Regions from separate parts of the Mus musculus genome. Here all the other regions are linked to region 1. A link is a loop called in an ENCODE intact Hi-C map of the cell type or tissue named here. Cell type or tissue: left cerebral cortex. All regions are shown on one strand.

The links. A loop is a pair of places that touch in the nucleus more often than their neighbours do. Peaks named below come from ENCODE experiments on the same cell type or tissue, not always from the same donor. Only the 100,000 strongest peaks of a DNase experiment are listed, where the experiment ranks them.
Region 2: it touches region 1 in a loop (1.9-fold over the local background); 9 of 42 quality-filtered maps call a loop at or near these places.
Region 3: a loop joins it to region 1, with 4 times the contacts of the local background. A loop is called at or near these places in 8 of 42 quality-filtered maps.

What each region holds. Positions count from the first base shown.
Region 1 is chr4:154,633,260-154,641,259 of GRCm38, reverse strand. It overlaps Prdm16 (PR domain containing 16), which reads left to right and starts at 4,387. Exons shown (of 17, transcript NM_027504.3): 1 at 4,387-4,537. The coding sequence starts at 4,501. 5930403L14Rik (RIKEN cDNA 5930403L14 gene) reads left to right here and starts at 4,893. Exons shown (of 1, transcript NR_045643.1): 1 at 4,893-8,000. It overlaps Prdm16os (Prdm16 opposite strand transcript), which reads right to left and starts at 3,680. Exons shown (of 2, transcript NR_168731.1): 1 at 3,458-3,680. In left cerebral cortex, CTCF peaks have their summits at 1,870 (motif pointing right) and 4,999; DNase peaks (open chromatin) are centred at 4,406, 5,016 and 5,480; H3K4me3 peaks cover 4,855 bases; H3K27ac peaks cover 5,508 bases.
Region 2 is chr4:154,496,675-154,504,674 of GRCm38, reverse strand. The region is part of intron 2 of Prdm16 (PR domain containing 16); the gene reads left to right. Among named protein-coding and RNA genes, the nearest start is that of Gm52688, 6.2 kb to the left of the region's middle. In left cerebral cortex, CTCF peaks have their summits at 3,158 (motif pointing left) and 4,797; DNase peaks (open chromatin) are centred at 1,212, 4,724 and 7,486; H3K4me3 peaks cover 414 bases; H3K27ac peaks cover 351 bases.
Region 3 is chr4:154,553,098-154,561,097 of GRCm38, reverse strand. All of the region lies in intron 1 of Prdm16 (PR domain containing 16), which reads left to right. It overlaps Gm13133 (predicted gene 13133), which reads right to left. Exons shown (of 4, transcript NR_151634.1): 2 at 4,669-4,973; 3 at 3,801-4,011; 4 at 3,453-3,506. Among named protein-coding and RNA genes, the nearest start is that of Gm13133, 6.8 kb to the right of the region's middle. In left cerebral cortex, a CTCF peak has its summit at 4,503; DNase peaks (open chromatin) are centred at 2,879 and 4,568; H3K27ac peaks cover 607 bases.

The sequences.
Region 1 (8,000 bases):
AAATAAAGGGGAAGCGTGGGAAACCGATTCCGTTTATTGCTCTCCCGGTGGCCGCAGCTCCAGTGCAGTTGTAAGAGCCCGGGGCTTCTCTGCATTGGATCCAACACAATGTGTTCTTCGGGCAGGAAGGAGTCCTTAGGGGCTTCCTATGCCTTCTGGAGAGCGTTTTCCCCGCAAGATATAAAAGCCAACTCCCTTCTTTTTTAACTCAAATGGGGAAGGGGTGAGGGAATTCAGGCCGGATCTCTGTGTTTTACAACAAAACAAAACAGTTCCCTCACCATGTCCACAGTCTACACGACCAAGTGTGCAGGCGAATCAACTCCTAATCCTCACCACTGCAGGGGCTCAGGACAGAGAAATTCTGCTGGAATCCCTTAGGCGACTGTAAGTATACCTACCTACACAGGCCTCTAGGATGTGGCCAGTGAAAAGGGGACAGGCATCATCCCTTGATACAAAGAAGTCCCTTTCTGAACATGGTTTGTTCGAAATCGGCTACAAGGTTGCATTCCTGGGAAGTCTTGGTGGAGAGCATCCCATACCTTCCAGAGAGCCACTTGGGAACCAGAAACTGGTGTTGACCTTGGGTGGTCCCAAATCTTCAGAAAGAACCCCTTGGACAGAAATTCTGAACACTTTCATTCTGTTCAGAAGGTCATCCAGGTCTCATCGAGGTTTCCTGAGCTAGGAGGGTAGACCGGCAAAGGGGAATTTGAAAATGGCTCCAGGGCAAAGCATATAAAATGGAGAGTGAGTTCTGAGGACACCCCTCCTCCCCCGCCGCTTTGGAGCCATTCCCCAGGCCTGCATGGGGTCCCAAGCACCCGGTCAGGGTCAGAACCTATCTGCAGGCAGGAAGGTGACTCCCTGCCCCTGTCTCGGCTACAAACACCACCTCCACCAAAGGCAAGGAACATGAAAACACACTCCCATGGTGATGAGACCCTCATTCATCCAGGCTTGTGCCAAGGTAGGGTGAGGACCAGCAGTCTGACAAAGATCCTACTCCCAGCTTGCCTGGAAAGCACACGTGGCAAAGCAAAGAGAGGTGCTTTTGTTTTCTTTGCTCTCGGAGGGGACCTGCGTCTTCACAGCAGGAGGTTGTGACTGAGCGCGTGGAGGCTGAAGTACGCAGAGGACAGAGGACAAGAGACTGTGGTGGTAGACACATCTAGGCAGGCTTACAAGGGGCTAGGGTGAATCCCCACCCCAATACCAGGGGCAAAGGTACCAGTTCTGACTCCTGCACCTCTCCACAGGCTGGCTTCCCCTAAGAAGCCTAGGACTGGGTGTGGCTACAGAAAGGGACTTTGTAGAGCATAGTAGTAGTAAGGAACTAGAAGAGTCGGTGCTCCCTAAGTGACAGAGGACCACTCCCTTAATCTGGTCTTTCTCCAGTCCCCAAGAATGATCTGATATGGTTCTATAGCCTCTTTCTCCATTGGCTTGAAGGGGTGGGCATCTCTGGCCTGGAGCATAACAGAAGTCGGCGGGTGGAAGTCTCTCCACTAGCATACCCCTGCCCTCCCAGCAATGAAGCTGGTTCCCTAACTTGGCCGTGTTAGCAGGGATTTACTCCAAACACAGAGCGGAGTGGGCTGTGCTTCTTACTACAGAGTCTATGGTCCCCAAACTCCCCAGAGCTTGACTGGATTTTAAAATGGTTCTTGAAACATTTAGTAATCACTGTTCCCCAAGAGGACCTCCACTACGTGTCCCCCTAAGTGTCAACTCCCAGTCCTGCCGAAAAATTTCTTGGTGGGATAGAAATACAAGGCAGCCTCCGAGGGGACCTCGGTCTGATTTTCCCTGCCTTTCCACTCTCCTTGAGGAATTCTTCATGTCTGACCGCTCAGCTTCTAAGTCTGGCCACGTGGGGGCAGGGCCTGGCCAGGGCCAGGGCCAGGGCTCTCCCAGACCCGAAGGTCCTGCACCCAGGAGTCATCGCAGCACCTGGGAGGTTCCTGGTCAGCCTTGGTTCCCAGGCAGGTCATCCCCCTAGCTCAGACAGTGGCAGCCAAAGGCAGGAAAGACTTGCTATGGTCAGTTGCCAACACCTCCACTGGCAAGGGTCAGCTCCCTGCTCTTATCTTAGTCTGATCTGGTCCACTCTGGCCAGAATTCTGTGTCCCCCTGAGCAGAGAGGGGACCAGAAGGAGGACTCAAGCAAACTGGACACCCCAGAATTAGGACTGTTATGCCTCTCTCTCTCTCTCTCTCTCTCTCTCTCTCTCTCTCTCTCTCTCTCTCTCTCTCTCTCGTGTGTGTGTGTGTGTGTGTGTGTGTGTGTGTGTGTGTGTGTGTTGGGGGGGGGGTTATGGCAGCCTTCAGGTCTAGAGTAAAAGAAGCCAGGACTGGGCTAGAGTAGAGGAAGATCAGGGTCCCTCGTTAGTAGAGCTCTTTATTAGCACCCCCCTCCCCCAGTTCTCCAAATCTCAAGGGACACCTGGGGTGCTACACCTCTAGGTGACCTTGAGCCTTCTCTGCTGTGTTACTTAAGCCAGGTTAAGCCCACGGGCTAGAGGCCACTGGGGCGGAATCTCCCGTGTAGCTGGGCTCTGTCACCACCCGGTGTGGGTGAGCAGGCCCTCCAAGACCTAACGGCTGCAGTGCTGCCTTAGTCTGCCTAGTACTATAAACGGAGTGGATCTGTGACTCGGCCCAGGTAGAGACTGAGAAAGGGGGATGAGCCAGGCCTTCCCACAACAGGGCCTCCATCTGTGCAGCCAGCTGGGTGCAGGGCTAGGCACCCAAAGCGGTGGGCTCCTCAGATGCGTCTTAATTTTCGCAGGGAAGTGACTCCTTAGGCAGTCAGCGCTGCTACCGCCAGCTCTGAGGCTTTTCTCTGGGGTAGTTTGGGCCCAGCAGCACTCTCCATTGGGTGAGGGAATCTATAGGGAGGACTCTCTGGGGGATTGCTGTTTTAACCGGATTTCGGTGTGTAGATTTCAGTACTAGGAAACCGGTGACAACAAAGAAGGGGTGAGAACTGCGAGAAGCCCCACCTGGGAGGTAGAAAGACCCAAATGGCGCCCACCCCTGCGAGGGCTCAGGTGACACCGTGACAGCTCTGAATCTTGTTGCCTTAGAGGGACCTTGGATTTCGGAGAGAGTGCCCAGGGCAGTGACCCAGCCTGGCAGCGCCTCCGTTTGTTTCCAATTCAAACTCAAATCGTAGCCGTACTCGCAGGAGGAATCCACACTCATCCCATTAGGCCTCTTAGTTGGGGCCACCCTGCTCTTGCCCAGCCAGGCCCCTCGTCGGCCTGAGCTCCGAATGTGAAGGCTTCAGGGAGAGAGCGTCGGCTAGTTTCCTGCTCGCACTCCTCCACCTGTGCCTCGGGTTCTCCAACCCGAGCGGCACCTGGCCCGGGAGGAGCCGGAGGGGAGTGTCCCGAAAGGACCCCAGCTCCTGAAAGGGGCTAGCTCCGGCGCTTCCGCACCCGGTACTCACCTGGGGGCCGCGGCTGCAGCCCAACGGGGCGCGGAGACCGGAGCGCAGCGCACGGGCCCACCCCGGAGGTGCAGAGGTGCAGGACGCCCCGAGACGCCCAGGACAAGATGCCGGCCTTCGCACGGCCGCCCCCCGACGCGGGGCGCGCTAGCCTCAGCCGCCGCGCCCGGCTGAGGACCGACGGCTCCAGCGCCACTCGGCGTCCCGGGCGGTGGCAGAGCTTGGAGCTGGAGGCGCCTCGGCTGTTTGTTTTTGAGCCGCGGAGCCCGAAGCTGCAGCCACCGGGTGGGGGCGGGGGGAGGGGCGGGGGCGGGAGGCCCGCGGGGGGCGGCGGGCGGCGGGGGCTTCGGAGGAGCCGGGTTAGGGCGCGTTGGCCCTGACACCCCCTCCGCGAGCGCGGGGTGCGGGCGGGGACCGAGGGGAGTTCGGGAGGAGAGCGCTCTGGGGCGACGGCGAACGAAAGCTTTTTAATTAGTAATAAAACGCAATAAAACGCAGCAAAAGCAGCCTGGACCCGTGTCCCAACTATCAGCGCGTTTGCGGGGAGATCCAAGGAAGTCGCGCAGAAACCCGCTGCGGGCCAGTCTTCTCTACGGCCCGGCTTGGGCAGGAGCCACAGCGCTGCGCAGCGCAGGGCCAGGGCGGGGAGACGGTCACCTCGCCTCCAGGGCTACCTGGGTCCTTTTAAAGTGTCCAGGGTGCGGGCCCCGGGCGGGAGCGACGAGCAAGGAATGTTTTCTTAAAGGGCCAGTTCCGAGCTGCGCTGAAAAGGGGGGGGGAGGGGGGAGAGAGAGAAGTGAGGTGAAGACCGAGAAGGCCTCGGAGAGCCCCCCAATCCCGCGCCGAGGCGGCGGCGGCGGCGGCGCGACGAAGAGGATGATGAACACATTGCAAAGTTTTTTTGGCCCCGGCGAGGGGTGTCAGATTGAGTGCTCTGTGCGCATGTGCGAAGGTGTCCAAACTGACAATGCTAGGGAGATGAAGATAGTGTGTAGCTGCTTCTGGGCTCAAGGAGGAGGAGAGAGATTCCGCGAGCCGACACCATGCGATCCAAGGCGAGGGCGAGGAAGCTAGCCAAAAGTAAGTCTCCCGCGCTCGACCGCGCCGCGTCGCCGGGCCCGGGCCGCGGGGCCGGGGTACCCGGGCCAGGGGTGCGCGTCGGGGCGCGGTCGGCGCGCCCGCGGCTCCGGCCCCCGGTCGACCGCGCGGTCCGGGGGCTGCTCCGCCTCCCGCGCTCCGGGGCGGCCGGGCTCCGCGCGGAGGCTCGGGGCGCCCGGGCCGCGCGCTCCCCGAAGGCGCCGGCCCCCTCCCCGCAGAACCCCCTCCCCCCCACAGTGTCAGGCGCTCGGGCCCGGGAACCCGAGGCGCGCGGTGGGGGCCGGGGAGGGGGGCCGAGGGGGAGGGCCGGGGGTGGAGGAGCGAGAAAAGCGAAAGTTAGCGAAAAGTTGACGAAAGGGGAGAGTAACTTTTCCTCTTCGCTCGCTCTCTCCCTCTCTCTCTCCGAGTGGCTCTCAGTCCTGGTCAAATCATATTCCGGGCTTTTGAAATAGTGGGCGCTAGAGCACCGCCTTTGGCGTCCGCCAGCCGGGCTCAGAGGAGGGAGACCCTGAGCCGGGGAGGGGGCGGAGGAGGGGGCGCGGGCCGGCGCCCACCCGGCTCCCCGGGAGCAAGGGCAGGACGGCCGCAGCCGCTGGGGAAGCAACATGGAGACTTTTTCCTGCGCTCGAAACTGTGCTCTTGAAGTTTATTCCCAAGTGGTGCCCCGCGTGGTGGCCGGCGCTCCTCTGTGATCCTCGCGATTCGCTCCGGCCGCCCGGTGCCGGCGCCTCCGGCAGCGGGGTCCTCACTGGCCGCTTTGCTACCCGCCGCCCTGCCTCGCTTGGCCTCGCTCCGACCCTCTCGCACATGCTGTCCCCGGCACCCGCGAGCCCCAGAGGGACCAATGTCCCGGCGAGGCTACCCGGGCCCGGGGCTTACTTTCTCTTTCGCGCCGCCTCGAGCCGTGCCTGGGGCTGTGCGCTCAGCCAGCAGCGGGCTGGTCCCCACCGCAGCCCGCCGGCTCCTGCCGTCCGCACTATGGCCACCGTGTCTCGCAGCCGCCCAGCGCGCCCTCCCGTCCCAGTGCCGGCGCCATCCGCAGGAGTCGGGCCCGGGGCTTCGTCCCTTGCAGCCAGCAGGTGGGGACCCGCTGCAGGGCGGCCGGGGGAAGCGCGGCTCGAACAGCTCGGGCCACGGTCCGGCTCCAGCGAAGCGTTGAGCGCTGTACGGAGAGGATCCGAGTCGCTCGCCCCCGCCGCCCCCTCCTCTACCACGGGCCGGCTCCAGGTCCCTGCCTGATCACCAGGCCGTTCGGTCTGCGCCTCCGGGGCAGGATCCTGCCTGGCCCGGCCTCGCGGCTTCCAGAGCCGAACTCTTAAAGAGCGTGAGTCCAGCGAGCCGGTGTGGGATCCGCGATAGTTTTCCGAAAAAGCCAGGCACTTTGAGCTCCGGACCCTACGGAACTTGGCCCCACGGCGGCCCGGCTGTCTTAGGCCGCGCGCCCACTCTGCAGGGAAAAGCAACTTCCAGCCTCCGCCAAGCTTCCCTGAGCTCCGCCGTTGGAGTTCGTGGCCCCTCGGTTAAGAGCCCCTTTCCTGCCGAGCTCCCTGGCCAGCTGCCCTTGACCTCGGCCTTCTGGGCCACCCATGACCTCTGACCCCTCTTGGTGCGAACAGTGCCAGTAGGTTCCCAGCGGATGCGAAGGGGTTGTGTGCGTGTTGGGTGACTCTCCACGACGCGTGGAACGGGTGTGCAGTGTACTGTTAGAGTCCGGTGTGTACCGTGAGCCTTTGGGAGTCTCGACCCCCTGGCTGCAGGTTGGATGGTCAGGCTCTCGCTGAGGAAAGACCAAAGCTTGAAGGAGAGAGACGTAAAGTGACTGCGCTCTTTTTGTTGCCGCCGCCTTCGCTGCAAGCGAGAGACTGGCTCAGCGCACCCAGCGCGGCCCCGGAAACTTCCCAGAGGCCCACACCCGCTCGGCGCCCTGCTGGGCCTCCTGCTCTCCCTCCACCAGGTGGGGAAGGTCACTTGGCTCCGGCCCTATGTAGGGCCAGAACGGGCGTCCAGCGACGATCTTGAGGCCTTCTCTGGAGGCCAAGAACCGAAGGACACAACCGGTGGGAGTCCACAGTTCAGGGCGTTCTTGGAAACAACCCACAGGAGCTTGCCCGACAGACCCAGGGTCTCCACTTGAGTGTCAACCTGGAGACCTGGTTTCAGGCTGTGTGACTGTTACTGCTACTACCAAAACCCCTTCAAGAAGAGGGCGAGGCGGCTCAGGATGGAAGACGGCCCAGGGCTTACTGAAGACTTTCTTATTTCTTTAGACAGCATTTTAAGGGACTGTGGAAGGCTCCTGGGAACCTGACTCAATTACCTGAAGCAAGAGTGACCAGCAGCCAGCCCAGAAGCCTCCTAACTGGCTGACAGGGTCAGGGGATAGAAGAAGGAGCAAGGTCATGGTGGTTCAGGGTTTTGTTCTGCCCTCATACTACTCGGGCCCCTGAGCTGTGACTGAGATGTCCTGAGGACAGAAGGACAGATGGGCCAATGGATGTAACGGCAGGACACAGGGCTTGGGTGTGAGGTTGTCCCAGGGGTGTGCATTTTGAGGTATAATTTCGTTTGTATTTCCTGGTGCTCCTACTCCAGACCTCTGTCTGCATGGCTTGTTTAAGCTGGACCTTTCAGTTGGCCCTTTTGGTAGAATTAGGGGCCCAGAGTAGATCCTTCTGTTGAGCTTCCTAAGGACAGAAATCTCTGAAGCTCCCCAGTGAGGACTGTGATTCAGTTGGTGGGAAGTTTAGCTAAGCCTGAGCCTGGGCAAAGTGAAGATGGTTCAGATCAGGGGTCCCCTTACTCAACCTGGGCCAGTGCTGGCCAGTAAGGACCTGAAGCTGTCTTGACCCCATATTTTAGAACGAAAAATTTAACAATAGCGTATTGTTCCAACACTGGTGTGAGCCAGGTGGGCAGTTGGGGGCTTGGTTGGTGCTGCTGCTCTTCCTATCTCCAGGAACTACACAGCACAGCTAGGATCCCCACTAGAGCCACCCTAGAGACCTGATTTCTATCGAGGTGACAGACCCGGTGGTCCCAAATACCACACATCCCACCCTCCTAGGTGTGGGACTTTGAGTGTTGCCTATGTTGGGGGTGATGAATTGCCAAAGCAGTGTGAAGGATCGGAGGCCCAGCTTAAGGCCTGCGTCCTTCCCGTCCTTCCCGTTGAGACATGCAGAGGTGCAGGTGAGGGGTGGCTAGGCTGGCTGGCTCTTGTCCTCTTTCTGTCCTCCCCAGGGAAGTGAGAGCCCAGGGGCTTTTTCTCTGGGATGGATGAGGGCTGCAAAGGCAGCAAGAACCTGTAGGCGGGAATTGATTGTCTTGCCCGCTTTAGGCGAATGGTGGAGCCCGCTTGGTGGAGGGGTGGAATGCAGGGCTGTCGGCCAGTGCCCTGAGGCTCTGCACTGTGAATGGTGTTAGAGGGACCAGAGGCCTGGTGTGT
Region 2 (8,000 bases), 140 kb after region 1:
TGTTGACAAAGGCCATCCTTACAGAGTCACCACACAATCCCCTCTGCTGACCCTGGCACCACCTTTTGTCTTGAGGGCCAGTCCTGAGCTCCAGTGTCACCTTAGGGGAGGGGCTTGAGTCAAAACTAAACAAGCATCTTGCAAATTAATGCGATTATCTCTATCCCTGTCTAGCTTCCAAATGAATGAGACTCAGACTGTGATTGATTTATTTAGCTTTTTGTGCAATTACTGGGGGATTACCCCCTAATATAATTCTCTAAGGGCTAAACTGGCTACTCCCCCTACCCGTTCTCCCCCAATATTTTGTGTCTTCCAAGGTTATTTCTGTTCCACCAGCCTGTCCTCAGGATCCATTTTGCTCAGGCACAAGATCCTGGTCCATCATACCCAATGGAGACCTCCTGTACCATCCATCTTTTTTCTCCTCCTGGTCCCTTCCTGCAACCCCCCCCCCCCAGATAGGTAGCTGAAAACCCACCTACCTCTCTTCTCTCCAGTAACTGGCTGTAGCCACCTTTAATTTAGCTAATAGTTTTAAATTGGGGATCAAGGTTTGTACAACTAAAGCTGGTGGTGTACATGAGAATCTGCTGTCTTGGGGCAGACAGGTCATGGGTATTAGCACTTGACTACATAGCAGCTGCAGACCAACCCCCAAAAGCATCTCCGGTGAAAATGTAAATAGGAAAGAGAGGGTGAGATGAACTGAATCCTGCTCGGCACGCTAGTCCACTGGCACAGCCTACAAGTTCTATGCATTGGCAGATAGGATCCTTAGAATCTTGTCAGGAAGTCTGGCAGGCCCCATCCACAGGACGAGGTCCATCAGTTTCCGAAAAGCAGAGCCTCTTGGGAACGGGGCCGTTCTGTATTCAGACCCCAGAGCAGGAACGGGCACATTGGAGGAGGTGTGTATGGGGCTGAAGAAGACCAAGGCCTTGGGCAGGGCCACCCTGCTGGATCATTCTAGCAAGATGGCAGCTCCACCCGTCCTCTACCAGCTGAGCAGATGCCTGACAGGCAGGTGGGCATCGGCCCAAGGACCCCCCACCCTGGCACTGTTTTCCGTGGACCTGTTGAGTCACCCGTCCATCAGAGCTGGTGGCTCTGAGGCCACACGTCCCCCCTGTCCTTTCCCACTGGGCTTGGAGGGCAGCTGAGGGCTTCTCCCTGCCAGCCCCTGCCCTCCTCCTCGGATGCCCTCAGGTCCCGATTCCCCCTCGGCTCTCACAAATTCTGCCCGTGTCCGCACCCTCATTAATCAATGTCAGCGCGGCGTCGGCAACAAGGGCCGTATTCTTCCTCGGCCCCTCAGCCTCTTACATCCCATTGTTCTGGGCCGATTCAGATGGCAAAAAACAGCCTATGCAGCACATAAAAGAGATGAAGCAAAAATGAAAGGAATCGAGGGAGAAAAAAGAGGAGGCATTTTCCCCCTGAAACACTCGAATAAATACTCGGCAATGATAATTTAAATTATTCATACATTTATGAAAACATCCATTGAGTGCCGAAGTGTGTGATGCTCTTTGTCTCTGTCTCTTGTCTCTTGTTTGGGATTAATCTTTACTGTAACTCGGGCTGGCCGTGCCCCCCTTACAAAGGCCACACTTTCTTTCCATGGGAAAAAAATGTGTCCGCATATCACAGAGAAATGTTGGGGGAGAGAAATTTGTGCTGATGTGGCAGTTGCCAGGCCCTGGAGATGTAGGACGAGCCATGTCCAAATAGTGTCCCACCAACAAGAAAGGGCCGCGCAGTTCTCACGTTGTTGCCGCCGCCGACGCAGTGGTGACATCCGTGCCTTGGGGCTGGGCAGATGCAGAGCCGCGGCAGAGAGGAGTTCCACAGAGCATGCGTACCTCTAGCCCTGGCCCTGTACACCCCCACTGCCCCACCCTGCCTCACCCCACCCCCCGCCTCCAAGAAGGCGCTGCAAAGACTGCCCTGTGCAGCCTGCCTGGGAAGGATGGTTCAGGCATGTTCCATCAGGGTCCAGGAGCTGACAGGCTTTGGAGATATCTGAAGTGGTTCTTGCTGGCAAGCTGCTGCAGGCAGACTGTGTCCTATAGCAGGTGAAGGGGAGGGTTGAACCTTCCTAAACCTGGAGGAGCCACTGCCCTTTGATCCCTCACAAAATGGAAGTCAGCTCCGAACCCAGAAGCCAGAGACATTTAAACTGTTTAATAGCACAGAAAGTGGGACTTCACCAGGGGCCAGCAGCAGCACTGAGAACTGTGGAGGACAGAGCCTTGCTCGTCACCCCTCCATCACACTTCAGTCCTTACCCCCTTCTCCTCTGTCTCCCAGCCCCATCCACGCCTTTCCAGGGCTATGGCCAACCACAGTTGGGCTCAGGCAAGGCTTGCTCCTGTGATTAATCTCAAAGTCTGTTGCTGTTCCTGTGGCAGTGTTGTCAGGGCAGAGGAGAGACACCCGCACCTGAGCCAGTAATGTCACCCCTCCGATGGCCTCCTTTCCAAGAGTCTTGATCAGTGTTGTGGTATTTTTGAAGCTCATTCCAAAATGGGATTTCAAAAGCTTCAGTACAGTATCTCCAACACTCTCTTCCACAAGGAAGCTGGGCTTCTCCATTCTCAACTAACCAGCGGTGGTTGCTTCCTGCTGGAAATGGCCCAGGATGGCCTGGCCTTTGGAGCTGCCCTGCCAGATCATCAGCGAGGAGTTCAGGATTTGGTGAGCAATAGAGATGAGCTGGCTTGCGGGGTGGGGGTGGGGACCTGTTCAGTGACCATGGCATTTGCCTGGTACCCCATCCTCATCCAGACTTATTTGGTCTGGAATAGAAACAGGACCCCAAGGGAACAGCCCTCTAATGCAGGATTTATGGTCTCTCTGGCTCAGGCCAGGTCAGAACCAGAAAAGAAAAGCATTCTTTTCACTTCTTACTTTGGATCAAAATGAAGCTTAGGAGCCCCAGGAAATGGAATCCAGCCCCCTCTGAACCTGGCGACTTGCACAGTTTGCATTAGCTCCAGTTCACGGGTCAAAAGAGGGGTGCTCCAGCCCAAAGCAGAAAAAAACTTGTGACTCTAGGGCAAGATACCCCCACTGAAGTCTCTCATTGGCCCCAGGCTGCTGCTGCCCAGCCAGAAATCCTGGAAGGAGCAGCCTGGCTTCTTGTGACCTCTGCCGGCTGATGCCTAAAACTGTGGTGCATCAAGGGTGCTACCTGCACTCTGCCCCGCACCACCACCACCCTGCCGCCAAAATGAGTTCTGGGAATGCCCCCATCTCTTCAGCCTTCTCTCCTCTGTTACTGATGTTGAGGTCTTGGACAATAGTCAAGTGCTAGGCAGAGGGCATCCTTCACCCGTCATTTATGAGAGGGATGACCTCAGCGCTGTCACCTCTCCTCAGCCATTTCTGAGAAGACACCATTGTCACACCCAAGTGAGGAAGACTTGGCCACTCACAGAGGGCCTCAGTAGCCTCAACACAGATGGGGGGGGGCAGCCACTGGCTCCCAGCAGGGAGTGCAGGACAGTCTTCCTTCCTCTCTGGTTGATACTTTTTCCTCTCTTGTGGAGGGTTCCCCACGGCCTTTCATCCGGATTTCATATTCGCATAAAGACATCAAGAAAAGATTCTAACAGAAAGAATTATTAGGCACGGCTGTCAAAAGCTTTATCAGGGAAGGAGGAGGCTCAGTAACCCTTTGTGTGCTGGCCTGCAGCCTGGAATTCCTGATCAGCCCCTAGACATGGAGGGCAGGGTCTGTACATAGGGATGATCAGTCACACTCGTGGGCTCCGGCACTCAATTGGCCATGTACTCACATGCACACATGCGCCCACATGGGTGGACACGATGGACCTGTTTATTAGCAGACTTCTGAGATGTAGCTCTCCGGGTTTGGGTCCAGGCAGCCCTCCTAGATAATGGTTTTGGCTCCTCCGTCTGTTTCTCTTTGTTCTCCTTAAAGGACCGTGTTCATCTGCTCTCTAGACTGGGTGTCTTCACACTCTTCTCATGGGTTGGGGGGTCTCTGTACCTTGGAACTAAGATGGAGCCAGACTAGGGATGTATTCTACCCTGGACACACATTGGGCAGCATGGGTGCAGGGCAGACATCCCACACGCTACTCTGGAAGTCTCTTTACCCCCCTCCACTTCCACCCCACCCCCGGCTCTTGGGAAGATGTGTTCTGTGCTCAGGAAGGCATTAGCTACTGTGGGTCTCTCTCCTGTTTTCAGCTTCTGTTTTTCTGGTGAAGAACTTCCTCACCGGCTTGCCCCAGAAAGCTTTGCCACCTGCTGGACCCCAGTCGTTCCTCAAAGTACAGAATGGGCCTCCAGACGAAGCGTCCTGGGGACATGGGGATATTCCGCTGGTTGAGCAATAGCTTCTGGGGCTAGAACAGGGAATATCTCTGCACTGTTAACAGAAGGCCCCTCCACATTTGTAGCAAGGGGCCCCCCGGCTCCGGGGTGCACAGCGCCTTGGGATGTGTTTTCTACGCAGCCTCCCTGTGCACAGAAACCGAAAACCGCATGCCGACAAACAGCTCCCTCGGCAAACGTTTTTATTTCCAATTAGCAAAAGAAAAATTGCTAATTTGCTGTAGTTGGACCGGGCTGACGTCTCAATCTGCGGAGTGTCAGAGCAGTGAAAGAAAATGCTTCACACTGTGCTGGCGAGAGCCAGCAGCTCTAAGAGGGTCAGGGCAGCGGGCCCAGAAACCAGATTGACTGGCCACAGCGCTAAATTACTCACACAAGACACACATTGTCTGCCGTGCCAGCTCCCGGAGGACCTGCTTTCTCATTCTCTCCCCTTGGAGTGCAGTGGAGCTGGGCGGGGGAAGGGTCCAGCGTGGGAGGAGAGGGCCGGGGCCAGGCAGTGAGCCTTTGGGAGGGTGGAATCGTCTTCAGAAAGGAGCTGGCAGAAGCGGGTTAATGATTTACCCTGGCTGGTCCACATCAGTTGGGAACTGAACGGTAAAATCCCCCAAGCCCAGCCATAGCTTTGCCCCCTGAGATCAGGGTAGATAATGTCTCAAGGCTGACAGGGGACCGGGGTCGGGTGGGCGGGACATCCAGCAGGGAATTTGGAGTCTCTTTTTCTGACCTGGAGGACCTCACTCCCCTGGAAGTCTAGGCAATATCTTTCCCAGTCTGGGATTCACAGACAGGGCTATGCCTGCTTCTCGGGTTCCTCCAGTCATGGTATCTTCTTCGCAGAGTTTGGGTGGAATAAAGACCAGGAACCACTGGAGTCTCTCTCCCCTGGGGGACAGTGAGGCGGTCGTAGGGCCACAGATGTTTGTCACTCACGTAATAATGAACCTCCACACTGACCACACAACCCCTGCCAGCAGAGGCCTCCTGGGCTCTCACAGGACCTAGACAGCGTTGCCCACGGCTCCAGACAGAGGACATCCATTACATGCCCACACCAGCCTTGATAAAAGCATCCGTTCTCCCTGCTCGGCCCACACCGTCTGTCCTCCTGTATGCGACACCTCCTTCCGCATGTCTCTGTGGGTCTCAAGCCCACCCACCTCACAGGCCTGTTCCAAAAGGAGATTCCAATGCCAGGAACCACAGACTGTCTCACTATTCCAGGCAGCCAGGCAGCCCCGGGACTGCCCCAGGACTGACCCGTGCAGACTTATCCTGGGGAGATGCGCCTGGCCTCTTTCACCTCCATGTAGCTTGCACCCCCGACCAAGCAAGACCAGGGTAAAGGAGAAAGCAGCCGGGTGCAGGAGTGTGAGACCTCACTGGCTCTCAGGTCCTGGTGCGTATCTGTAATGACTGGGGTTCCCTTCCACAAACAGCACAGGGAAGGTGACCTCTCTAGAGTACTTGACCCAACTGGAAGAAGTCCCCAGTTCCCTTCCCTATCCCCTGGTGACATCTTTGTGTTGAAACCACTTTAGGTGTGCAGCCTGCTCACTCCTTGGAGGGTCTTGTGCACAGAGATGTTATCTGTGGAGTCCTAGTCAAGGGTGTCAAGAGGAGCTGAGCTGAGCCCAGCCCAGCTCTGAGAAAAACAATACCACAAGAACAAAGATACATCTGCCACTGGCACACAGCTTCAAGTGTTCCTAAGCCCAGCACATCCTGTCTGGGGAGCACATGCCATTACCCAGCCCAAGAGGATTCTTGAGACAGAGGCTGTGCCCTGGCATCAGAGCTGCCCACCGCTGATGCCTGGTTTAGAGCTGTCATCTGCAACTCTCGAGTAAAGTGATCCTGGAGAACTGGTGTTCAGCGAGGGCCTCAGAAGGGCCCACTGCTTTGCTCTAGTCTTAAGGGAAACAGACACTTCACTGGGAAAGCCCAGGGATGGATGTACTTGGGCCCTCTGGTAACAGGCAGAGCTCCCTGCTGTGTGTCTTCGAACAGTCACCTGGCCTCTCTGAGCTTCTGAATCACAATGTAAGGGACACACTCAAACCAGATAATGTATGTGGGACCCTTTTATTTATTTTTTTAACACAAGATGTAAAGAATGGCCTGGGTGTGTTGTCTTTGTGCAAGTAGAGAGGGAATGCCTACAGCTGTATTGTTGGAGAATCCTTTGTCCTGAATGGATGCAGTCTATAAGTACTATATTTTCTTCAGTAAAAATAAAGAGTTACTGCCGAGGCCATCAATCACAGAGAGACATGCAGCACTGTTCCCAAGCCAGTGAGGGCAGGACAGGCATTTGGAATTTGTCCCTTTCTCCTTGGCTCCCTTTCCTGTCTGGCTTTGAGCTATCCAGAGCGTGAGTGTGCCGGACACATGCACACAGACACATGTGCATGTAGGTATGGCATGTGTGACCTGCATGACCTCACATGCACATATGCCACCCCCCCCCCACACACACACATAAACATACATGTGTGTGGTGGGTATGGGTTCCCACCAAGGAGAACATACTCATAGCCCAGAGCACAGAACTACAGATCTCCAGTGGCAGCACTCAGACTGGGCATGGAGGCATGCCCGTGGGAAGGAGGAGCCTTAGCAGGTGCCTAGCAGGGTTGGCCTCAGCAGCAGGTGTCCTGACCTTGAGCTCAGGTTCCCTCCCACTCAGCCTCCTACACCCAAAGCAAAGAGAGCCAGGCTGACCCCACCCCCTCCCCAGGTAGGAAAGCCAATAACAATAGGCAAGATGCCCCTAGCTGCTGGCTGCTGCTTGGGAGGCCTAGGCTGTGGGATGTGGGTTTTTTCCCCCATCATTCTGAGCAGGAAGGAACCAAGCAGACCTAACAGCCCTGAGTTCCTGCATATCCTTTCCCCTGCATCTGAGGGATGAGGGTTATCAGACCAACTGTCCCACCTTTGCTCCCTGAGGAAAACTGTCTGTGGCCTCCAGCAAGCTTCAAGTGTTATACCCCACTGGGCTCTGCCCAGAGATGGGCCTGGCACGCTCTGGGCCCTGCCCATGAGGCCTTGCTCACTAGCTACTGTTCAGGGCCTGTGTTCTGTCCTGGCTGCGCTCCAGAACTGCTGGCGGCTTGGCCCAGGCAGAGCCCAGAACATGACCTCTGGCAGTGGGCGGGGCCTCGGTCCTTTGCAGAGCCCTGCCTGTTTCCCACGTGCTGCTTGGGCTGGAGACCAGCGCTCCTGCCCTTGGAGTTGTGGCTGAGTTAGAGCTCAGCTGGTCCCTTCCTGCCTCTATGAAAATGATTAGATTTTCAAACTCTAAAGCTGATATGCTTTGGGTTTAGGTGGCCCATCCGTGTGCTCTAACTCTCGATTGCAGAGCAGTAGAATCTGGCTATGTGAGCTAGCGGTAGTCCTGTCCTCACCATACCCCAAACCAGGTCTTCAGAGGGTCCCATGAAACCAGAGTGGCCCTGCTTCAACCTTAACCAAAAGTCTCTCTCTGCTATTAAGAAATTATCAAATGAGTACAACCTGGACCCATTTTGAGACGGGTACAGTTAACCACAGTGTTGATTACAGGGGCACTATCGATTTTTGAGGTGAGCAAACATTTTCCGAGTTTATAACACCTGTTATCTTCTGACTAA
Region 3 (8,000 bases), 80 kb after region 1:
CGAATGCCTGGTGATTCACCTGGGGGACTAATCTGCCTCAATCCAAGAGGGCCAGCCTGACTGGTAACCTCCTGCAGCTCGGTTGTCAGGCACCCTGTGCGTTGGTTGTCATAGTGGTTTTTGCCAATCTGACACAAACCTAGAATCACCTAGGAAGAGGGGCCCTCAACTGAAGAATTGCCTTCATCAGATTGGCTGTGAGTCATTTTCTTAAATGACGGCCGATGCAGGAGGACCCAGCTCGCGGTGGCAGTACCATCCCTAGGCATGTGGTCGTGGGATGTACAAGAAAGATAGCTGAACAAGGCAGAGGAAGCAAGTCGTGAGCAGCCTTTCCGTTCCTCTGTGGTCTCTGCTTCAGCTCCTGCCTCGACTTCCCTCAGGGATGGACTGAAGCCTGCGTAAGCCACATAAACCTTTCCCTGTCTATCTTAGTCATGGCTTCTGTTCTGAGACAAAACAAAACATCATGACCAGAAAGCAAGTTGGGGAGAAAGGAGCTTATTCGGCTTATATTTCCGTATTGCTCTTCATTTTCAAAGGGCGTCAGGACAGGAACTCAACAGGCAGGAGCTGATGTGAGGCCACGGAGGGGTGCTGCTTACTGCCTTGCTCCCCATGATTGTCTCAGCCTGCTGTCCTATAGACCCCAGGTCCGAAAGCCCATGGACGGAACCACCCACAATGAACTGGGTCTTTCCTTCTTCCCTCCTTCCCTCATCAATCAGTAATCAAGAAAATGCCTTACAGCTGGATCTTGTGGAGGCATTTTCTCAATTAAGGTCCCTTCCTTTCAGATAACTCTACTCTGTGTGTCAGATTGACACTGTCCAGCACACTGTCCAAGTTGCTTTTGGTTAGTGTTTTCTCACAGGGACAGATATGAGAACTAGATAGAGCATGGCACACACAGAGGAATCTTGGTACCTTGGGGAGGGAAGACCCTCCGCTCCATGTCATCCAGTCCATGTCCTGACTCACCACGTAGCAGATTCTGGTGTCCCACCAGACCTATATCTTAGCCACAGCAGCAGCTGCTCGTGAACACCTGGAAAGCTTCACCTCCCAGCTGTGTGTCTGAGGAAGTCAGGGTCCCTAAGACATGCTTGTTCAGATTTCCCAGATCCATCCTCGACCTGATTCATGTTGGAAGCCATTTCAGAAGGCCAGCTGTTGTTACTATGTTTCCCTAGTTCGTGAGGTCACAGTTCTGACTAAGCATCTCTGGTGTGGAAAGGCAGCAGGGGATGGGTCCAGGTGTTAGTGGGAGCTCTGCTGTCATTTGTGGCTCAGCCCAGTCCTTCAGCTTATGGATTCCCCCTTTTAAGAATGCTGGGAAGCTGATGTGTGTGGACGGAGGCTGGGGACGTGTGGCGGATACAAGTGGTGGTAGGGCCAGGTGGACTTGTAGGGTGAATTAAGATGGAGACACTAAGAGACTTCTCTGGGGATAGAGATATCTGGGGGAGAGAGAAAGCCCACACCTTCAGGATAGAGAAAGCTAGCTAAGTCTACTTGCCAGAAAGGATCGCTCCTTGGGAATCAAGATTCTCCTCAAGATGGGGACAGATCCAGAACCTGGGGAGAGAAAGAGAGAGAGAGGGAGGGAGGGGGAGAGAGCAGGGAACAGGCGGATCCTGTTGTCTCTGAAATTGACCAGCTTGACCCTGGGGGTGACTGAGGAAGTGGCCTGGCTTGCGGGAGAGTGCTTATCAGCTAATCCCACACTGCCCTCTGGGGCTTGCCTCTTTTGGCTAGGCTGGTATGCATGAGCTTCAGGTGGGCACTGAGCCTCTGACAGGGAGCATTGCTTGATGCCGAGGGTTTGCTGGGGCACTGTCCCACTAAAGAAAGCCCACAAAGTCACGGACTTAGCTTTCGTTTTGCTTTGTGGATTAAAACGGAGAGGCCCTGGCCCATCCGGGACACAGTTGATTTTGGGACGCACACTTCTAAGAGGGGCCGTGGCTTTTCTGAAATGGACTCACACTCATTGTTACTTGGAAACAGCCCCTGTGTCTTAGTTAGATTGCGATGAAAAGCCATAACCAAAGAGCAAGTTGGGTGGAAAGGGTTTATCAGGTTTACGCTTCCATATTACTGTTCACCATTGAAGGAAGTCAGGGCAGAAACTCAAACCGGACAGGAACCTGGAGGCAGGAGCTGGTGGAGAGGCCATGGAGGGGTGCTGAATACTTGCTTGCACCCCATGCCTTTCTCAGCTTGCTTGCTTATAAAACCCAAGACCACCAACCTAGCAATAGCACTGTTCATAGTGGCCTGCCCCCGCCCCCCCGCCCAACAGTCATTACATGAATGCCCTACAGGCCTGCTTACAGCCTGATCTTACTGTGGCTTTTTCTCAAGGACGCTAGCTTGTGTCAAGCGGACATAAAGCAAGTCAGCACACCCTGAAACCTGGAGCAGGGATACAGTCTCTTGTAAGTAGCGTTCAGAGCTCAGGGAGGTGTTTTTCTGGACATTGCCATCCAAGAGACCAAGAGACTAAGGTCTGAACTGTGGATATGTCCAGTCTTGATGCAGTACATGGATTTTTACAACACCGTGGCCATGACAGGGAGAGAGAGGACAGTACTCTCACATAGCCAAGATGGGCTGCAGGTGTCTGCAGAGTCTATGAAAAGCCAGCAACTGCAAGAAGCTGCACTAGCCTGAAACATGCATTCCCTGGGGAGTGGCTTGAAGGAACAAGCCAACTTCCAAAAGGTGTTTGCTTCCTGTTGGACAAAGATGGCAGAATTGGACATGGCTCCTAGCTGTCCAAAGAGTAGGGCTGCAAAGATGACTCAGAGGCTCAGAGCACTTGTTGCTCTTACAAAGGAACCAGAGCCCACGTAGTGGCTCACAGCCATCTGTAACTCCGGCTCCAAGGGATCTGATGCCCACTTTATCTTCTGTGGGCACTGCACACATTTGGCACATAGGAATACAAGCCGACAAACGCTCATAGAGGAATGTTAAAATAAAAAATGTAAAATACAGAAGTTAATTTTAAGAGAAGAAAACAGTCTGTCCAGTGTTGTGGGACGGTAGCTCGGTTGGCAGAGTATGTATCTAGAATGAGCAAGGCCCCGATCTAACCCCCAGCGCTGGAATAAAATAGGTGTGGTGGTACACATCTGTAATCCCTGCACTTGGTGGGGTAAAGGCTTGAAAATAGGGAGTTCAAGGTCGTGCTTGGCTACATAGCCAAGCCTGGGCTACATGAAATACCATCAATCAGTCAATCATCAATCAGTCAATTAATAAACCAAAGTATAGTTTAAAGCATACCTGTGCTAGGGCACTAGGATATTCCTTTTTCTTCCATACTAAAGAGTCTTCAAAGGGGGAAGAAAGCAGATCCGCAGAAGGGCCTCTGTGTTGGCAAGTTATCTAGGGAGTTAAGTCAGCCTGAGCCAGCTCTTCCTCACTGCAACTTGCCCAGTGTTTTGCAGAATCTTCAGGTTTCCTTCCCCTCTCGACTTCTCTGTGTTCTCAGACCACTGCTGGAGAGAGGTGTGGGAATGGTGGGTAGGTTCCTGCCACGCGGGATCTGGGAGGGTTGAGGACCATGAGTGAGGAAGGGACAAGGGTAGAGACCTGGGCTAGGTCTGTGCACATGTGTGCACGTGTGTCTTTATCTGTAGAAGCATGCAAGCGCATGCAAGCCTGGGTGCTGAGTCTGTGTCATGTGATTTGAGTCGTGTTCTGTCCAGCTACAAGTACTGGGAATGTGGCCTGTGTACAGCTGAAGCAGACATGCAGCTGACACACAGTCAGTGAGAAATCATACGCACAGACTCCTGAGGCTCCGTTGCTCAGGGCTGACCACAAGGTTGGACCACAGCAGGCTCAGTAGAAGCGACCCGTCTTTCGCTGAAAGGAAACTGGATTGGGGAAGGTTCCTGGATGTCATTTTGGAGGCCGATCCCGACGCTGGCAGTGGTTTCTCCTGCTACCGTTTGGTCCCCGGAGAGCCCCCGATTCACCCTTCCGGAAAAGGCAGTCCTGTTTGGATCAAAAAATAATTAGCCAGGCTTTAAGTGAGGGTTTCAAGTACACATTTAATTTACGTTGATTAACAGTCAGATGTTCAGTAAACACCAGCTGAACATAACCCTTGTACCATTGAGAAGCACGGAGCGCAAAGCGATAGAGCAAAGCGCAATAAATACACCGTTTCTACAACTGGCAATTATATTAATAACACGCGGCACTTGTCTTAAAAATTCAAATTAATATGTGCATATCTGCGTTGCCATCCGCCATCGGCAACTTTTGATTTAGCGTGTTACCAGGGAGTCTTCCCTTGCTTGCTCCGCGTCAAAGAAAGCCACAGCTTCCCAAGCAATTAGGCTGATGAGGGAAATACAAAATGAAACCAGCCTAGGGATTCCTCCCGTTCCCACCGGCCTCGGCATCCCAAGCCCTTTTGTCTGTGAGTTTCTGATTTTAGAGTTGTAGGTCCCACTGGGCCCTACCACTGTTTGCCTGTGTGTGCCGCTGGGCTGTCACCGGGCTGGGTCGGTGATGAATCATTAGCATCTGCCTGACAATCCACCACTGAGTCCCTAAATGGACTGTCGGGCTGTCACTGTGGGCTGGTGCACTCTCCCACGGAGTGGGGGCTGATGAACACTTTGGGCAGAGGGAGCTCCTACTAACCCATCAATCTGGTGGGTGGGTGGCTTTAGGGACAGAGCTGTGCACTTCCTGCTGGACTTCGACGTGTTTCAGAGGAATGGCTTTAAACTTCAGAGAGGAAGATGCTGGAATGTGCGGTACACTGACTCGAGGACGCACCCTCTGCGTCCAGCATCTTTCTGACCGTTCACTTCACCCTTAGGTGGCTTGGAAGGACATGATTCCTACTTCTCTGAGCCCCCGGGGTTCAGCTGGATCCTCAGTTCTCTTGATCCCCTCAAGATGGGCCTTATTACAGCTTCCTGCAGATGAAGAGCCTTGCTGGCCTGGAGAGGAAGATAGCAGAGCCCAGGTTAGGATGCCTGCAGACACAGCCGGCCCAAAGCCCCCAGCAAGCAGTTCAGAGCCAACCCTATGGAAACTGCTGGGGGAAAAATCTTTCTAATTCACGGAGGGAAGCAAGTCTGTGCAAAAAAGAAAGGAAAGGAGGCTCTGGTTATAAACAAAACAAGTAAAATTCCCAAACTAGGTCTTCAGAACATGTGGCTGGTTGGAGGTTTTCTGTTTATCGGCTTCCTAGCCTTCCTATGGTCTTGTTTCAGACTCTATGTGCTGTGGGCTCCTGGCAGGTCCTGACCTCTCCGAGTTCTAGATCTTCTACCACCTCCTAAATCCGTGAGATGCTGCCATACCCCTATGGCTCCCAAGGAAGGTCTCTGGCAGAGATGCATTTCCAGGGAGAGAACAGGGCTGGCATGATCTCTGTGGGCATATCTTGTCTGCCAGAGGCAGGTGTTGAGATCCGGGACCCATGCTTCTTTCTTGGAGGATTTTGAAAGAAAATAGGGGAAAAGAAAAATCCAGGCTTCAGGGTTTGGCGGTGGCTGCCACGGCTGCCCTGATTCGCGTGTGGTCTCTGGGCCTGGGGATGCCTGCATTATTTCTGTTAGCTGTGCTGTTCTGGTCTTTGCAGCCAACAGGCTTGTGGTGAATTCTCTTCAGGAGAAGAAAGGGACCACTCCATTGTTACAACACCTCTGCTCGTGTGCAGCACCTTCTGCCCGCTTCCATTTTTCTCTCTCCTGGTGCGAGCAGTGTTTCTGACTCAAGGCAGGCAAGAGGAGACACCCACTCCCAGCCAGTCTCTATCGCTGTCAGAACCTGGCCTTTGCAGTTACTGAAAAATGGGGTCCTTTCAGATCACACCCGTCCTCCACTTTGCAAAATGAGATTGTGTCTGAGGGAGCAAATGTTTTCTTTTATTAACTAAAAGTGAGGTGGTCGAGAGGCTTCGGGATTTGGTGAAAGGACAGCCCGCACCCCCTCCTCAAGGGGTTGATCTTGCCTTTTCTTTCTCTGACCCCCACGGGCAGAAGCCATATTCTCCCATTACCCTGCTCTCCTCTTCAGAGCTGTTGGGTGTAATGGACTCCTTTAAATTAATAATGCGTAGAGGGAGATTTACAACACATTGCTCAAATATTGTCTTTGCCTTTTATTCATGCATTTGTCACTGTGGCCTCTAATCGAGGTGCACAGAGAAGGGATAAATAATGAAGAGAGAAAAGAGGTCTGTCACAATCCAGAGCCATTTGCAAATTCATCACCGATATTCTTGGGGAAGGAAGGACAGAGGCGATGACGAATACCCCACCACGCTAATATATCTCCTTGATTTCTTCTCCCATTTATTTAGATAACCTACTTTGAGCTGTGATAGAACGAGGGAGGGTCCGGCTGCCCTGAGCAACAGATGGGGCTGGTTGCAGTTCCCGGTAGGCAGGTCCTTGCCCTGTGTTTGGCTGCGGCGCCTTGAATTTTATTTCTTATCAGTCTGATTTTAGGTGGCTTTGGGGGAGGTGATCCTGCCAAGTGCCTATAGCTTCCGTTTTCAAGGTTAGGTTTGTGCTGGTGGCCGTCATTCGAAAGATGCCTTAGCTCAAACCCAAATCTACACCCCCAAGGATGGGCAAAATGTTTTTCTACTTTGGAGAGCTTTTGTTAACGGGTGGAAGCTGAGCTGTGCATTGAGTCGATCTCCCTCTCTGTCTCTCCCAACTGACAGGAACTGGGAAGAGGAAACATAATTCTGCTTTGAGGGTTGTTTTTTCCTTAGACCTGTCTAGTGAGGCCCCAGTCCACAGGCTCCGGGGAAGGACCCAGCGTGTAGCACTGGTTATGATAGGACCTCAGAGTCAGACCCTGGATCCTGAGCCTGACAGCAAGCTTGGTTTCTGTGCTGGGAAGAAAGCAAAGATCAGTTTCACCTGCGACGCCACACCATCCATGTGACGTTCAGGACTCAAGGGTGGGTGTTGGTGGTTCCTAAGTGTCAGGAGCGGGGAGCCGGATGGATTTAAGGCCTGACTGTTGTCCTTGCACACGGTACTATCTGGGGTCAGTAAGCCTCTGGGCAGGGCTGTGGCTAGGACTAAATAGGATGTTCAGAGCTGGCTATCGCTGCCCAGTCTCCCATACAGAGGCCTCAGCACCTGCCTAGCTGATCCACCTTGTTCGCAGAGTTAGATGAGGACACATTGTCACTGGACAATGGCTTAGCTGCAGCCCACCTCTAGGGTGGCCAGACGGAGCAGATGAGTGCAGAATACACAGTCAAATCTAAAATCCAGTAAACAGCTCATGATCTTTTGGTACTCGTATGTCCCAAATGTAGCCTGCGTGTTACGGTATTCACTGGGCCTTGCTGTGTTTTCCTGTGCTTGTGTTTTGTCTGACATTCTTCTCCCAGGCTCCCAGGCCTTTCTTTAACCCCTCAGAGGCTAGGGCATGGCTCTTCTGACTTTCCTTTTTTGTAGAAGGACTGATGTAGGAGCTAGCTACAGGGAAGAAGGTCCAGGGTGTAATGAGAGATTGTAGATGAGAGGGACCAAGCAACAGATTATAAAGTCAGGGCATCAAGTAAGTGGCATGAAGTTCTAGATTCTTCTGCTCCTGGGAATAGTGAGCCGGAACTGACTTCTGAAAGAGTCCCAGACTCAGACCTGCGGAACCCAGTCATCTGTCAGCACACATTATGTCCAGGAGGCCATGCTGAGTGGTTCTAAGTTTGTTGCCCACCAAGATGGCCACATAAAAGATGAGCAGAGTCTCTGGGCTGATTTGGGCCAGCCAATGTTGCCCCAAGCTCCTAGGTTATGCCAGGACCCACTCTGTATCCTGGCAGTAGCATTAGCCCCTTCCCACTGCTGCAGAGGTAGTCCTGTCTGCTCCACCTTCAAAGCTTCATTCCCTCCATTCTTACCATTCTTACCTTTCCTTTGACGTAAATGAAACTTACAACACTATAGACATAACGAATAAATTCCGATCGTAGGAAATGCAGGCACACGGTT